2 separate regions of the Homo sapiens genome follow, and region 1 is linked to region 2. A link is a loop called in an ENCODE intact Hi-C map of the cell type or tissue named here. Cell type or tissue: heart left ventricle. All regions are shown on one strand. Each heading gives the region's core, and the rest is flanking DNA. Links, peaks and the distances in the headings are about the cores only.

Evidence for each region. Peaks named below come from ENCODE experiments on the same cell type or tissue, not always from the same donor. Only the 100,000 strongest peaks of a DNase experiment are listed, where the experiment ranks them.
Region 1: it touches region 2 in a loop (4-fold over the local background); 8 of 110 quality-filtered maps call a loop at or near these places.

Annotation. Positions count from the first base shown.
Region 1 is chr17:19,724,423-19,732,758 of GRCh38, reverse strand. No RefSeq gene overlaps it. Among named protein-coding and RNA genes, the nearest start is that of SLC47A2, 12 kb to the right of the region's middle. In heart left ventricle, for the core only: no CTCF peak of the experiment used is centred there; a DNase peak (open chromatin) is centred at 4,558; H3K4me3 peaks cover 528 bases; H3K27ac peaks cover 2,661 bases.
Region 2 is chr17:19,660,578-19,668,913 of GRCh38, reverse strand. It overlaps ALDH3A2 (aldehyde dehydrogenase 3 family member A2), which reads right to left. Exons shown (of 10, transcript NM_000382.3): 6 at 7,646-7,787; 7 at 5,415-5,581; 8 at 3,867-3,966. It also overlaps the pseudogene LOC124900397. Among named protein-coding and RNA genes, the nearest start is that of ALDH3A2, 16 kb to the right of the region's middle. RefSeq lists an enhancer at 4,465-4,966. In heart left ventricle, for the core only: no CTCF peak of the experiment used is centred there; no DNase peak of the experiment used is centred there; H3K27ac peaks cover 319 bases.

The sequences.
Region 1 (8,336 bases), core at 93-8,092, 64 kb before region 2:
TTATTCATAATGCCCCAAGTCTGACCTTTTCTGAACTAATTCTATTTCCAAATTAGATCTCAATTTAAAATAAAACAGCAATTTAAAAAAATTGGTCTAGTCCCAACACCATGATTTAATCTACTGTTTTTTCTTTCTATGACATGGATTAAGGAATGGGCTGGAAAAAAATATTTGCCCAATTATGATTCAACCTTTCCACATAATTGCTATTGTCCAAAACATAAAGACCAAGGATAATCGCAACTCTCGTGTCACCAAGGAGAGCAGGTGACATTTCCGGATTGCACATTGCAATCCATGCCATGCTATGCATGGTGCACAGAAGGGGGCCTACTTCTGCCCAGGAGCCACAGCCATAGCATGCCATTGTTGAGTCCATTGATTGCTCCTGGTGTTTAGATTCTCAGATTAAAAAAAAAATGTATGTAATCCCAGCACTTTGGGAGGCTGAGGCGGGCAGATCATTTGAGGTCAGGAGTTTGAGACCAGCCTAACCAACATGGTGAAACCCCTTCTCTACTAAAATACAAAAATTAGCTGGGTGTGGTGGCAGGTGCCTGTAATCCAGCTACTCTGGAGGCTGAGGCAGGAGAATCGCTTGAACCTAGGAGGTAGATGTTGCAGTGAGCCAAGGTAGCATCTCTACACTCCAGCCTGGGTGACAGAGTGAGACTCTGTCTCAAAACAAACAAACAAAAAAACAAAGCAAAACAAAAGAAAATGTAGAGTCTCTCCCAAACAGGAAACTAAAAGGCAAAGTCTCAAGCCATAAAAGGCTTCCGTCTCTGTTGCATTGCTGATGCCCTCTGTCTCCTGATGTTCTAGAGCAGAAGGGAAGATTGCGCCCACCTATGGGTTCCTCCAGCAGGCAGTCGTGGCGGGGACTGCGCTCGAGGAGCTCACCTTGATGGGAGCGTCTTCGGCAGGACCTGCAGGGTTATGCGGCAGGAACAAGTTAACCTCAGAATGGCGGCGGCTACAGAGGAGGTTGGGGGAGCTCTGCTCCACAAGGTCAACCAGAGAGGAGCTGACAGAGCCTTCACCATCTCAGTGCAGGGCTAGGGGTTCACCAAAGCAGGGAAGGGAGAACTGGAGAGGCCACCCCAGATCACCTCCACTCATAGCCCACTGGCCAGGACCACAGCCCAGAGCTGAAAGGGTTCTGGGAACTGTGGAGGAGCAGTCGTTATTTGTTGAGCAGCAAATGTCCCTGCTGCATGGACAGAGAAAGACAATAAACACAGGAATAAAGTGACATGAGAACTACCCTACAAAGCCAGGCCACGCCATGCAGGTCATGAGGGGTGTGCTGGTGTTTAGAGACCATTGGTTGAGGACTTGCCTGAGGGAAAGGTAGGGCACGGGCCCCTGAGCTCCAACCCTGACCTGCAATGACTCTTGTCCCCTCTCCCCCAACTGCTGCCATCCAGGCAGTTCCCACACCATCTGCCTTGAATGTGGGGCCCCCGGCTCCAGAGCCCTCACTGCTCTGCCGGGACTCCCCTCTACTCCTTGGCCACCTCTCTGCTCATCCCACTTTGGGGTACTCAAGGCTGAGCGGGTGACATTTCCCGGATCCCAATCTGTCAGGATGATGTTGAAATAGCAGCAAACTAAGATTCAAAAAGTTTAAAAAAGGAACTTCACCAGCTCACACTCCAGAAGGCTGCAGGGAGGACTGGTGCCAGGCTTGGACTCAGCTCCGCCTCTGCTGTGGGCCAGCCCTGCCCAGGGGACAGCAGGGTGGCTCCTTCTCTGAGTCCCCTTCTTTCCCAAAATTTCTCTGGAGTCACCTTGAGTGGCTGGACTGACTGCCTGGACTGAGCAAGCGTGGCAAACACTGCTGTTGCCTGTGCAAATCTGTTCCTCCTCCCTCATTGTTAACAGAATTCAATTTTGAAAATTTCTTTAAAAATGATGATGCTTAGGATCCTGAGATTTTCATCCTATGTTCTAGGCTAGAGCCAGGGCATCACTATATCTGGGTTATATGTTATTTGTTTGTTTTTTGTTTTTTGTTTTAGACAGAGTCTCACTCTGTCACCCAGGCTGGAGTGCAGTGGCACAATCTTGGCTCACTGCAAACTTCACCTCCCGGGTTCAAGTGATTCTCCTGCCTCAGCCTCCCGAGTAGCTGGAATTACAGGTGTGTACCACCACGCCCAGCTAATTTTTGTATTTTTAGTAGAGATGGGGTTTCACCATGTTGGTCAGGCTGGTCTCGAACTCTTGGCCTCAAGTGATCCACTCACCTTGGCCTCCCAAAGTGCTGGGATTACAGGCGTGCACCACCACGCCCAGCTAATTTTTAGTAGAGTATTTTTAGTAGAGATGGTGTTTCACCATGTTGGCCAGGCTGGTCTCAAACTCCCGACATCAAGTGATCTGCCCGCCTCAGCCTCTCAGAGTGCTGTGATTACAGGCACCTGCCCGGCCCCTCAGGCCTTTTTTGTAAGGGCACTAATCACCTCCCAAAGGCCCCAAACTCCTAATACCATCACACTGGGGACAAGGATTTCAACACCTGAATGCTTAGGGGGACACAAACATTCAGATCATAGCACCAATAAAAACAGATGCACAAGAAAGGGCGACCCCTCTCCCGCCAGAGAGTGGCATGTCTGGTTGTGAACTTGGAATGCACAGCCATCTTGTGGCCATGAGGACAGCCCTGAGGCGAGGCCGGCGGGCTGAGACCGGCTTAGTAGGGAGATGATGCCCCTGGGCTGCTCTGGGATGTGAATGAGCTGCTGGAGCTGCCTTCCCTTTAACAAATTTTCTTTTCCTCAAGCCATTTTGCCATTTTGAAGCATTTCCCATTACTTACATCTGAGAGCCTCTTATCTCTCCTCCTCTTACCGCTTGGTGTACTCCTTGTTCCAGTGTCTCCTGAACAGGGCGGGCTTGTTCTCCTGAGACTTCTGCTTAGACCTCCCAGCACCTCCTCCCTCCAAGTCTCTTCCTCCCCAGGACTGCAGGGCGTCAGCAGGGCCTCCAGACTGTAGACACCCGCGCAACGCCAGTCTTTGTGCAGATCCCTGCGCACACACACCACCCACCTGAGGCCACCCTGCAACTGTGAAAGTCAAGAACTCCCTGTCGGCCGGGAGCGGTGGCTCACGCCTGTAATGCCAGCACTTTGGGAGGCTGAGGCGGGCGGATCACTTGAGGTCAGGAGTTTGAGTCCAGCCTGGCCAACATGGTGAAACCCCGTCTCTACTAAAAATACAAAATTAGCTGGGCGTGGTGCTGCACACCTGTAGTTCCAGTTATTTGGGAGGCTGAGGCAGGAGTATCGCTTGAACCTGGGAGCTGGAGGTTGCAATGAGCCGAGATCTTGCCATTGCACTCCAGCCTGGGCAACAAGAGCAAAACTCCATCTCAAACAAACAAAACCTTCCTGTCATGGGCTCAATCCAAGGGAAGCTGGGACTGGGAAGCTGGCACTGCCATCACCACTGTAACTGCTTCTTGACACTCACAGAAGCGGCTGCTGGATAAGAGATCACTAGTGCAGGAAACCCAGCAACCAAAGCAGCCAACTCTTTTTTTTTTTTTCTTTTTTTTGAGACAGAGTCTCCCTCTGTCACCCAGGCTGGAGTGCAGTGGCTTGATCTCAGCTCACCACAACCTCCGCCTCCTGGGTTCGAGTGATTCTCCTGCCTCAGCCTCCCCAGTAGCTGGGATTACAGGCGCCTGCCACCACGCCCGGCTAATTAATTTTTTTTTTTTTTTAGTAGAGACAGGGTTTCAGCATGTTGGTCAGGTTGGTCTCAAACTCCTGACCTTGTGATCTACCCTTCTCGGCCTCCCAAAGTGCTGGGATTACAGGCGTGAGCCACCGCGCCTGGCCCGAAGCAGCCAACTCTCACACAAGTGCATCTGAAGTGCAGAACTTCATTCTTCCCTGGAACCCTGCCCCAGGGGAGTCTGGGAAATGTGGGTTTTAGCTGCTGCTGCATAGAGAGCTGTGAGCAGGAGGTGGAAGGGAAGCTGAGGGCCAAGTGATCGATCATACCCAACCATGTGAACGTGGGTGGCTGGCCCACCCCCGGGCCTATCTTTCAGCTACTAATTGGTTACCTCAGTGTTTGCCTCCTAGGGTTGGTGTGGATTAAATGAGATTGTGCAGGTAAAGCACTTGCGCCTAATCGGGGGCTAATGAATATTAGTTCTTATTATTTCCAATACTTTTTCCTTCTAGCTCTGTGGTTCTCCAAGCCTGAGCTGCTCAGACCTCTGAAATGGGCCCCAGAGGTCACTGGAGAGTTTGCAGAAGGTTCAGAAAGAATAGTCCTGAGAGGGATGACCCAGGCCCCTGCCTGCCTGGACACACCACTGTCTGCGCCCAGGCCTCTCTCTCAGCTATGCCAAGCAGCCGCTGATTCTCCAGCCAAGGGTGTTATATAAGCTTCATCTTTTCCTTTGTTTACAGGAAATTTTGAAAACACCAACTGGGCTTGGCCTGAGCTCCTTCATTCCTAAAGGCAACAGAAATTGTTTGGGCAGGAGAGGCAGCCACACGCAAAGCAGCTGCCCTGGCACAGGGCCAGGCCTTGCAGGACAGGCAGCTGCTGGCAATCGTGAGGTCAGGCACTCTTGTCGTTCAGGGCCAGGATCTGCGGTGCCTGGGGGAAGCCGTGTACTTCTGGATGTGCAGCTTTCACCCACACCCATTGGGCCCTGCCTTGGTTTCCCTGCCTGATGCTGCAGTTCTCTGCCATGATGGCAGCTCTCCACCCTGCCAGACCCTGCCTCTGGGAGGCCTGGGATGACCTGGGAGCACTTTCTAGGGTTCTGCCAACAGCTCAGACAGATCTCAGCCTCTTAGCAGAGCAGGAGGAGTAGGAGGCACCTCAGCCTGGGTGGGGTGGGAGGACAAGGGCAGATGGGAAGGAGATATCCCCTCTTCTCTGCTTTGACCCACGCTTCTAAGTGGACAGGTGGGGGAAAGCTCACACCCTTCGTTTCCTCACATGACAATGGGGCTGTGCAGGTGCCAAGCTTCCCGAACAACTGCCTTGCCCATCCTAGGAAAGTTGCCTAGGCCTGGTCCCCGGGAACTGCTTTAATGGAACATCTTCTATTTGAGCCAGGGCCAGACATGATCTCACAAGTCCTCATGTGATCTGCTGGGAAACAAATGTTTGTTGCTGGTAACTTGTGCTTGAGCAAGACAACAGCTCTCTGTTTCCCAAGGCTTGTATGCCTGATAGAAGTTTACAGGGTAGCTGACTGGTAGAAATTGGCACCAGGAGTAGAAGTTTCTACCAGAAATTCCCAACTGGATTTTCTACACCTTCCCTACCTTGGGAAGGCAAAGGGGTGAGGACAGAGAGACCTAGCCCCGGCTAGACACCCTGACAGTAGGAAGGCTGGGCCTTCCTGACCATTCTGACACTGAGTTCTTTTTCAGGCCAACAGTTGCTAGACAGACAGAAAAAAATATTTTCTTTCTAGTTCTGCTCCTAAACCTGTGCTCACTATGATGTAAGTTGGAGAGGTTTTTCCATAAGCACACATACTGTTACTCCTCTATCCAGTGTCCATGGCAGACATTACAAGTTGATCACCGCACTCTTGTTTGCTTTGCTGAATCCGCTGAATTCACAATATAGCAATGCAGTACAACAGAGTAGAACTGGCAGGCTGGAGAAAAGCTATCTGTCATCCCAGATGAAGTAGAAAGGATGTGCACTTGGATAGGAGACAGACTCAGCCTCATATTCTGAGTCTGCCACTTTCTAGCAGTGTGACCTTGGGCAAGTACTTTCTTTCTCTGAGCTTCAATCCTGTCATTTGTAAAATGGGAATAAGTATATCTGCCTGAAAAGGTTGGCATTAAATGAGATTAAATGAGATGTGTCTCGTGCTGCACAATTAGCACATAATGGAGGCTCCGATTCCTACATATATCATTACATCATCACATACACTCCTACACACCATTCAGACGTATTCTGTGGGGAATTTGTAGAAATGAAAATGCTAAACGCCAAGCCAAAGTTTTCTTTCCAAGCCAAAGGAGTCATCTTCTCCTTCTCCCCCCCCTCCTCCTCGTTCTCCTCCTCTTACTCCTTCTTCAAAAATATTTGTTATGTAACAAAATGTGTTATGCAGATTATTTAACCTACTTAAGAAAAGAAACCTGAGAACTTTTACAGTGTTCATTGATATATAAGTAATGTCTGGGCTACTTACAAATGAGTTTCATCTAGTCTATGTCTTTAAGACATCAGGAGCCAAGGACCCAGAATTTTAGCATGAAAGAAAAAAGGACCATAACATTGGATAAATGTCTACTAGGTTCCAGACACTTACATCTATGTTAGCCTATCTCCTTCTTGTACCAATACTGTATGTCAGGTTTGTTTTTATTTGTATTTTAATCGTGATAAAATACACACAACATAAAATTTACCATCTTGGCTGGGTGAGGTAGCTCACACCTATTATCCCAGCACTTTGGGAGGCCCGGGGCGGGTGGATGGATCATTTGAGGTCAGGAGTTCGAGACCAGCCTGGCCAACATGGTGAAACCCTGTCTCTATTAAAAATACCAAAATTAGCTGGGTGTGGTGGTGCACGCCTGTAATCCCAGCTACTTGGGAGGCTGAGGCAGGAGGATCGATTGAATCCAGGAGGTGGAGGTTGTAGTGAGCAGAGATCACGCCATTGCACTCCAGCCTGGGCGACAGAGACAGACTCCATCTCAAAAAAAAAAAAAAATTACCATCTTACCCGATTTAAGTGTACAGTTCAATAGTTAAATACCTTCACATTGCTGTGCAAGCAGTCTGCAGAACTCTTTTCATCTTGCAAAACTGAAACAATTTACACTTTAAACAACTCCCACCTTCTCTCCAGCCCCTGACAACCACCATTCTACTTTCTGTCTCTTGGAATTTGACGACTCTAAGTCCCTCAGGTAAGTGGAATCACACAGTGTTTGTCCCTTTGTGTCTGGCTTATTTCATTCAGCAAAATGTCCTCAAAGTTCATCCATGTTATATGTGGCATCTGTCAGAATTTCCTTCCTTTTTATGGTTGAGTAGTATTCCGTCATATGCATGTACCGCATTTTGGTGACTCACGCATCTGCTGATGGACACTAGGGCTGTTTCCACCACTGGCTGTAGCGAATAATGCTGCTGTGAACATGGGTGCACAAATATCTTTTTGAGTCCCTGCTTTCAGTTCTTTTGGGTATTTATGGAAATGGAGTTGCTGGATCATATGTAATTTTATTACAAGGAAGGAACAAACTAAAGAGAGTAAATGACTCGCCCAAGGTCAACACAACGAAAAAGTGGCAGAATCAGAATGTAATCCAAGTCTATCTGAAGTGAGCTTAAATTATGTATTTCCTTTCTCTCATTCCAGTTGGGTTAAACAAACAACCTCACGAAGGGCGTGCAGGTATGAGGAGCAGGTGGGGATGTCCTCTTTCCCCGCAGGCTAACATAGGTCTGATGGGTCAAGAAATGGCCTGCTGGGTGGTCTGGAAGCCCCCCTGGCCCTCAGGCTAGGGGTCTGCCTCCTAGCAAGGCCCACGAGGAAGGATGGTAAAGCCAGGCTTTGTTCAGTGGGGTCAGTATGAAGACAGTGAGGTTGTGGATGGGGAGATAGCTGAAGTGGAGACCTCCCGACAGGCCTCACACAGTCAGTCAGGGGTCACGGGTTAGGAGGAACAGATGCCATTCAAACCGTCTCAACTTGAAAAAAAAAAAAAAAGATTGGTCCATCCTGGGAGAGGTGTCCAACCCCCTGCGGCCCGCGCGGAGGCTGTCACGTGGCACACAGGACCACGCCTTCCAGGCCGTGGGCAGGGCCTGTCCGGGGGTCCAGTGTGGGGGCCACGCGTCCTGGGGAGACCTGTGCAGCCCCCGAGGGCAGGGTCCACGGGGAGCGGGTGGGCGCGCTCGCCGCCCCTGAGGGGCTGGCTGACCGGGCGGGGCGTTCCAGGCGGCGGATGTCCCCCGCAGGCCTCGGTATCCGCGCCACCCGCGCCGGAGGCTGCTCTGAGTTAGGACCTGCGGTTAGAGAGAGGCCAGTCGAGTGCTGCGGTGCCAACGCCTGCAGCCCGGGCTCGGGCTTCCTGTTTGCGCGCCCTGGCGGTGTCACGTGCGTGGGCGAAGCCTCGCTTTGACCTCAAAAAGCCCGGTGTTTCATGCCAGCCGGTCTCCGCCCGATGAGGACAGTGGAGTTAAGAGGGATCCCTGCGGCTGGGCACCCAAGTCCCCAGCGCCTGCTCCCTGGACCGCACCTGGGCTGGCTTCACAGACCCCGAATCCTCCCCTTGGCGAGGGCTGACCAAGTTGGGAGGGGATGGC
Region 2 (8,336 bases), core at 75-8,074:
TTTATTTTATTCTTATTTTTTTGAGACAGAGTCTCGCTCTGTTGCCCAAGCTGGAGGTACAGTGGTGCACTCTCTGCTCACTGCAACCTCCGCCTCCAGGGTTCAAGTGATTCTACTGCCTCAGCCTCCTAAGTAGCTGGGATTACAGGTGGTGCCGCCACACCCAGCTAATTTTTTGTATTTTTAGTAGAGACGGGGTTTCACCATGTTAGCCAGGTGCCTTGGCCTCCCCAAGTGCTGGGATTACAGGTGTGTGCAACCGCACCCAGCCTACAGATGATATTTATATAATAATGAAATAGGGAAAGCTTTTCTAAGCCTACTTTCCAAATCGGAAACCAAAAAACAAAAAGCCACACAGGCTTAGGCCAGATGTGGTGGCTCATGCCTGTAATCCCAGCACTTTGGGAGGCTAAGGCAGGTGGATCACCTGAGATCAGGAGTTGAGGACCAGCCTGGCCAACATGGTGAGACCCCATCTCTACTAAAACTACAAAAATTAGGTAGGAGTGGTGTCGGGTGCCTGTAATCCCAGCTACTTGGGAGGTTGGGGCAGGAGAATTGCTTGAAGCCAGGAGTCAGAGGTTGCAATGAACCGAGGTCGCGCCATTGCACTCCACCCTGGGTGACAGAGTGAGACTCTGTCTCTAAATAAATAAACGCTTCAAATCATAGATAAAATTAAAAGAAAAATTAAAATCTGGAAAGGGATATGTATTACAGATAGGACTGAGGATTTTCTTACTTATAAAAAAGGCTATTTATATACCAATAATAAGGAAGATGTGAACACAGCAAAAATATCAAAGGACATAAATAGAAAATTCATGAGAGTGGTAAAAAAAATTCAAACTCACTAATAATCAAAGGAGTACAAATTGAAATGAGACCCTTTTCTGTCTAGAAATTTAATAATGGAATAATCCAGAATTGGGGATATAAGGAAGTAAACACTCATATACTGATCATGGGAATATAAAGTGGCAGAAATCTGCAAAGACACTTGAAATATCTATCAAAAGTCTTAAAGAGAAGCATTTCTAAAGAAAAACCTAGGCTGGGTGCGATGGCTCACACCTGTAATCCCAGCACTTTGGGAGGCCAAGGCAAGTGGATCTCTTGAGCCCAGGAGTTTGAGACCAGGCTGGCTAACATGGCAAAACCGTGTCTCTACTAAAAATACAAAAATTAGCTGGGCCTGGTGGCACACACCTGTAGTTCCAGCTACTTGGGAGGCTGAGCCAGGAGAATTGCTAGAACCCAGGAGTTGGAGGTTGCAATGAGCTGAGATCACACCACTGCACTCCAGCTTAGGTGACAGGGAGTCTCAGTCTCGATAAAAAGAAAAAAAAAAGAAAAATCTAAACTATATGCCAAAATATTAAAAAGTTTAACTGTTTAGACTTTTTGCCACTGTGTCTATATTACTTTGAGAATTAGAAGAAAAAAGCATTTTTTTCAATTTGGAAAATTGTATAAGCCCTTTTAACAGAGTAATTACACTTGTAGACATTTTTCCTAAAGAAATAATCAGAGATTGCATAAAGATACATTATATAAGAATCGTAATACCAAAAAAATTGAAATCACAAAAATCTAATACTGGGAATTGGTTACATAAATATGCCACATTCATATGATGGAAAAGTATGCAGCTACTAAAATTATGACATGCAAGAATATTGACATGGAAAAGTGTCACACTATTCTGTCACATACAGGGTACAGAACAATATATAGTATGATACCTTTTTGAATAGAATATTCAGATGACCGTGTATATGTGTGTGCATATGTGTGCAAGACATATACCAGTTATCTTTACATAGTGGGGTTATGGGTAATATAAATGTTTATTCTTTGGGCTCTTCTATCTTTTCCAAGTTTTCTTAAAAAGCCTGTATTCTTTTTACATTTGGGGGTCAAGGCTTGTTTTTATTTTTTATTTTTATTTTTTTACAGCATGGCCACTATAATAATGTATTATATGCCTGAAATTTGCTAAGAGAGTAAACCTGTTTTTTTCTTTTGCATCTTCTTTTTGTATTTTTAATTTTTGTGGGTATATAATAGGTTGCTTGTTTTATTTTATTATTTTTATTTATTTATTTATTTATTTATTTATTTATTTATTTTGAGATCGGAGTCTCGCTCTGTTTGCCAGGTTTGAGTGCAGTGGCGCAATCTCAGCTCACTGCAACCTCCACCTCCCTGGTTCAAGCAATTCTCCTGCCTCAGCCTCCCTGGTAGCTGGGACTACAGGCACGCACCACCACACCCAGCTAACATTTGTATTTTTAGTAGAGATGGGGTTTCACCATGTTGGCCAGGCTGGTCTGGAACTCCTGACCTCAAGTGATCCACCCACCTCGGCCTCCCAAAGTGCTGGGATTACAGGCATGAGCCACTGCGCCCAGCCTTGTTTTGTTTTAAATAAGATGGTATAGTCAATGATGCCACAGGCTATCTTGTCAAGTAGGACAGGGACTGAACCCAAGTCACTTAGATTTGCAATTAGAGGGCAGTGGAGACACCATATGGAACAATTACCGAGTTGATTACTGCACTAGCACAGTGGATGCCAGGATCCTATGTGGTGAGCTGAGGAACAGAGACAACAGAGTCCAATCTTTTAAGCATTTGGGCTACAAAACTATTACTTACTCCAGCCAAAATCCCAGGAGTCATCCTCTCTCATTCACCCCCTCCTCCAACATTCACTCCATCAGCCAATCCTGCTGCTTGATCCCAAAAATACCCCCTTCCCTTTCCACTATCTCCCCTGCTACCACCCTCTACAAGCCACCACCATTTCCAATTTGGATCTGGCAATACCTACCAATTGGCCTCTTCCCGCCTGTCCCTCACTCATGTCAGTCACTGTGCTGGGTGCTGGCAATATGTTTACCTCCTAGACAAGGACCTGTGGCTATATAGGTCAAGGCTCCTTGGTCATAGGACAAGGTTTCCTTAACCAGGAACAGATGGTCCTGCCAAACTGGGCCATCGCATCCCATGGAGCAACTGACTTAGGACGGTATTACAAAGGGAGAGGATAGAACAGGGCTTTAAGACAGTGGCTTTTCTGGTTGGGTTTTTGTTATGAGAATGTTTACATATCGGCTATTTTGTAATAGCTCTAGTAGAGAGTAGAAAAGCCCACCTAGCCTAGGTCCCAAAGGAGAAATAAAAAGCTGAGTCAGTCATCTCACATGTGGGAGAGGCAGGCAGGTCATGTTCTAAAGGGAAAAGCAAGGATCAGGCTATGTCCACAAAGCTTCACTTGGAATGAATTTCTTTCTGCCCATCCTCTCTAGAACAGGGGGAGTCCCGTTTTACTCAAATCACAAAACAATTCAAGGAGAGGCTGCTCCTCCCAACAAAGGGCTGGGGAACAATGCAGGTAAGAACTGAGCAGAAAACAAAGGCACATTAGAAAACCCCTCTACCTTCTGTCCCTGGTATTCCGAACCTTTCATTTGCTACTTCATTAAACACACACACCACACACACACACACACACACACACACACACACGAAGAGAGATCTTCTTAATTAATTTGAGACCTGATTCTTGGTTCCCAAATCTCCTAAATGTGGCAGGATAACAAAATCAACGAAGTGAACAAAGCTGTGGTCAGTCAGTGCTGCTGACAGAAAGAGAGTGACAAGACATTTGCCCTATGCTGGAGGGGTGGGTGGGGAAGCAGGAAAACCAGTCAACTGGGTGACCAGGAAAAGGTCTCCCTCAGGAGAGGACAATCAGGGTACGCAACAGCTGGCTATTTCAGCAGCCCATACAATCCACTCATGAAATGGTGGTGCTTTTGAAATATCTACTACAAGCAGGAGAAAATAAGACTCACCCACTCCTCCAAATGGGAAAGAGTTGAGCGTGAAGTGCATAATGACGTCATTGCCTGTGACACCTCCACTGGATGTCTCATCAATCATCCGTTTGATGAGCTGAGGACAGACCAAAGGTGTCCAGGTCAGTGAAGTTGCCCCTTAGGGAACACTCATGGCCCCACCACACAGAGGGCTGTGTGCTCAGTTATGTGCTCAAAGCATGCACATTCTGGCTTTGTGTCAGTGAAAATTCTCGAGTTTGGGGACACCATGCCAGATAGACAAACAATCTCAACTGGTTAATTTAGCAAAGTGACTGATACCCAACTTCTCAGACACACATCTAGTGCACAAAAGGAGGCAGCTCCAAACCTCTGGGCCTACTCAGCCACAACCTGGAGTTGTACTCCCCAACACAGCAGCAAAAGACTCTTTAAAAGGGGACAGCTTAGACTATATTCCAGCTTTAAAAACTGTTATTATTTCTTTCTTATCTCTGCTTTAAATTATAACACATGATTAATAGGTATTATTTAGTCTTTATGAAATGTAAAAATATTTAAGACTTTAGATTTAGCATCCTATTTTTTAAGAAATAAATGGTTGTTTGGCCTAAGGCTCAGAAAAGCACAAGAACACTTGACTAGTAAACGTCATTTACCCTTGGGTGCCAGCAAGCCCTTGACAATTGTTCATGGCAAACGTCAAGTCTGGACTATAGTGACCTCGGGTGACCCACTGCTGGGAAGTGCTCCACACCTGACTTATACCCTGGCCAGCCTACTTTCGGCTTCAGGGTTCCTTCCTGCCCACATTATCCATGGTTTTAAATGTCAAACCATTGTTTTGTTAATAACCCAGTCTTTACTGAGCCCCACACATTTGGTCTCACTTCAAATACCTGTAGCTATCTGTATCTCAATAGTCTCACAAGCTCCAAAAGCTGTCACATGACTATCTATACATTACCATCAGAAGCTCTCCAGAAAACATTTGGGCCATGGTCTCTTAGTAGCGGCTGGTCACCTAGTGACATGAATGAGTGAGCCATGCAGAAAGTGGCAGAACTGCTCAACCAGGTGATGCAGTTCCACCACTCTAACAAGAAGCTAGCGTCATGTTAGAAACTAAAATCCATCATATCACAACCATTTATGTGACAGTGTCGGGGTCTTTGTCCCACACAGTGGGTGTGAATGCCATTTTGTGCAGGCTGTTATTCAGCAATGCCCTGTGGATTAACATCAGAAAAGCATTTAATGCTGGCACATATAAGTCTTCCAATTATACAGGAGATGTTTGTGAATCAAAAACCTTGTGACACTCAACCCTGCAGACTCAGATCTAACCCGAGGGAGGAGGGGAATGGATGCTGTGATAACCCCAGAGTCTCATTAACCAAGACAGCAACCTCGGAACACAACCTCACTTAGTGGATGGACTCTGACATGACACAAAAGAAACCATCATTGTTTCACATTGTTTTTTGCATTGTTTTACAGCAAAGAAGGAACATGACTCTTGACAGTTGCTTATGCTAACTAGCTGTTCTCTCTAAAGCTTACCTTATGGTTATGCGAAAATACATAAAGAGCCAGAGGCTTTTCACGTTCATTTATGAAATTTATGGCCTCATCTACATTTTTCACAGGCACTATTGGAAGAATTGGTCCAAAAATTTCTTCTTGCATCACCTTGGTTTTAGGATCAACATCGGTAAGTACTGTTGGGGCTAAAAAGAAAATAAACAAAATGAAAATGCTTATTAGACAAAAATGCACAACTCTCATATTACATCTCTTTCATTGGGTCACTTATCCATGCCTTTCCCTCTCCCACCCAAGTCATATCTATTGAAAAATCCTGAGCACGTGGATGAACTGTGCACATACTCAATGTCTCCAAAGCCTGTGAATCACAACCCTGCGGATACTTGTGCAAACCAAGGGAACGATACACACTCAAATATATCTTTTTCACATTGAACCCTGTTCACAGCCATGCATGTATTTAACTGTAGATTATACTTAACATTTTTCTGTGGACAGGTTTTTTTTTTGAGATGGAGTTTCGCCCTTGTTGCCCAGGCTGGAGTGCAATGGTGCCATCTCGGCTCACTGCAACCTCCGCCTCTGGAGTTCAAGTGATTCTCCTGTCTCAGCCTCCCGAGTAGCTGGGATTACAGGCATGCACCACCACGCCCGGCTAGTTTTGTATTTTTAGTAGAGATGAGGTTTCTCCATGTTGGGTCAGGCTGGTCTCGAATGGACAGGTCTTTCTAGGAGCAAAGACAGCTCCTCTGTGAATCAAATCAATACTATTTTTCTTAACTCGAGTGCTTTCATATATATGATCTCATTAACCTTTATTATAACTCTGTTAGACAGATTAAGAAAACAGACTTAAATGGTCAAAATTCCCTAAACCTTAGTCCACTGTTCCATCTACCATGGGGAAGAGGCACAAGAAAGGAGGGTGAAACAGATGCTGGGGAGGCTAGACAAAGTGTCCCAGCATCTGCTGCCAATGTAAGTCACCAACTAGCAGTACTCCAAAAGATGCTGTAAGTAAGAAACTGGCTCGTCAACCAAAAGAGAAGTCATCTGACAATAACAAGTTGGCACTTTTCCTTTACCCCCAGTTTCTAATAGGTTATCTTGGCAATGTGGCTGGGGACAGCTTCTTGCAGCACCACTTCCAGGGGGTATATAAACTGCCACTCCAAATCCATTGCCCACATCTTCCTCAGGTCAGAGAAACAATTTGGGCTGAGTGTCTACTTCCTCTGCATAGCCATGCTCAGGTAAGATGATCCCAGCTCGAAGTCAGGGGAAAGTCCTAATTAGTCTATAAGCTAATCAGGATAGCCCCTTCCTCTTACCATTCATTAGCCTAGAAATAGGCAATGTGGACATGCTGAGGATGGGAGAACAGAGAGGTGAAACAAGTAGAGTCTGTTTTCTCTTTTTTCTACAGATGTATTCCCCAATTCAATCTGGGCTGCCACCAAGAGAGATAGAAGGCACAAGGATTGTTTTCTTTTGCATCCTAGTACAAAGAATCAGGGTTTTTTGATGGTACCACGGGGCCACTGAATTATCTAGCTCAGGAGAACCTCGGGACTGCTAATTATAAGAGAATCAATTCTGCTTATTATTTCATTTTTAAGTTTTTTTTTTTAAAGTTGATTTTTTTTTTTTTGGTGACTTATAGCATCTTATCTGATAAAGGGGATAAGTAAAGCTAGGTGGTGCAGCTTCTTTGCCAGCAAAATGTGTCTAATTTTTCTGTCACCTTATATGTTACTGTAGAAAAATGTGCTTAACATTCAAAGTAATACATATTCAAGGCAAAGAAGAAAAAGCACAAAGAAGGTACACAAATAATAAGGTCAAGCATGATGGACCAAAACATTATTTCTGGAATGGTACCGTCACTGGTTAATTGTGGAATAGTGGCCAAGCTATTTCCTTCTTTGTGCTGTTTTCCCATCCACAAACTACAGATAATTACATCAAGTTCTATTCTGCTTCTCAGGATTGTTAGGAGGAAAAAAGGAGTTATGTGTAAATATGAACAACTGGAGCAACGCTGGTGGCATCATTCAATACACAGAAACACAGACATTTTAAATAGTTTATAACAAAAGCTACAGGTACAGTATACCAGAAAGCAGGATTTAGTACTTTAACAATTAAATGCTATATATTTAATAGTTTATCTAGTGTTAATAAGTAGTGTCAGCAAAAACTGCCAAATTGCCATCTTCCCATAGGAAAAGGAGAATTTCCATTACCTATGTAGCGTGTGGCCTCATCAGTCTCCCCACCAAAAGCTATCTTTTGTCCTTCAAGCAAACTTAGTATCCTCTTAAAATGACGAAGATTGATGATCCTTTCATAATCAGGAGACTCTTTTATATTTTCTCCATAAAATTCCTATTTAAAACAACAGGAGTATATAAATGTCACAAAGACCCACAATTCAATTTCAGTAAGTACAAAATCCAGCCATGCCCCAAAATCAATCTGGTTTTATATCCTCACAGAATCTAACACCCCACCCCTCAAGTAATTTAACAGTAGTATGATAGTAGCAAGTTTCAGCTTTTTGGCAGGTCGAGGACCAGAAAATAAAGCATGCACACACACAGAGATCTGTCATTGTCCATAGTTCCAAAGGTTCTTATGGATCTCTTAGAGTCCACCCACAGGCCTTCACCTCCTGGGGCTGACAGTGGGAGCAGGCTGGGGAAAGAAGTCTTGCTCTGCATCAGAGTTGCCTATTTGTTAGCACATTGGCTGTGCCTGCTTTCCCCCTACAGTAAGTTCGGTAGTTACAGCAGAGACCCTAACATCTGCAAAGCCTGAAATATTTACCATCTAGCCCTTTACAGAAACCATTTGCCAATCTTTGCTCCACTTTGTTGTTTTGGTCTTCTTTGAACTGGTATTTCCACCACTTACACATGATGGTGAAACCACCCG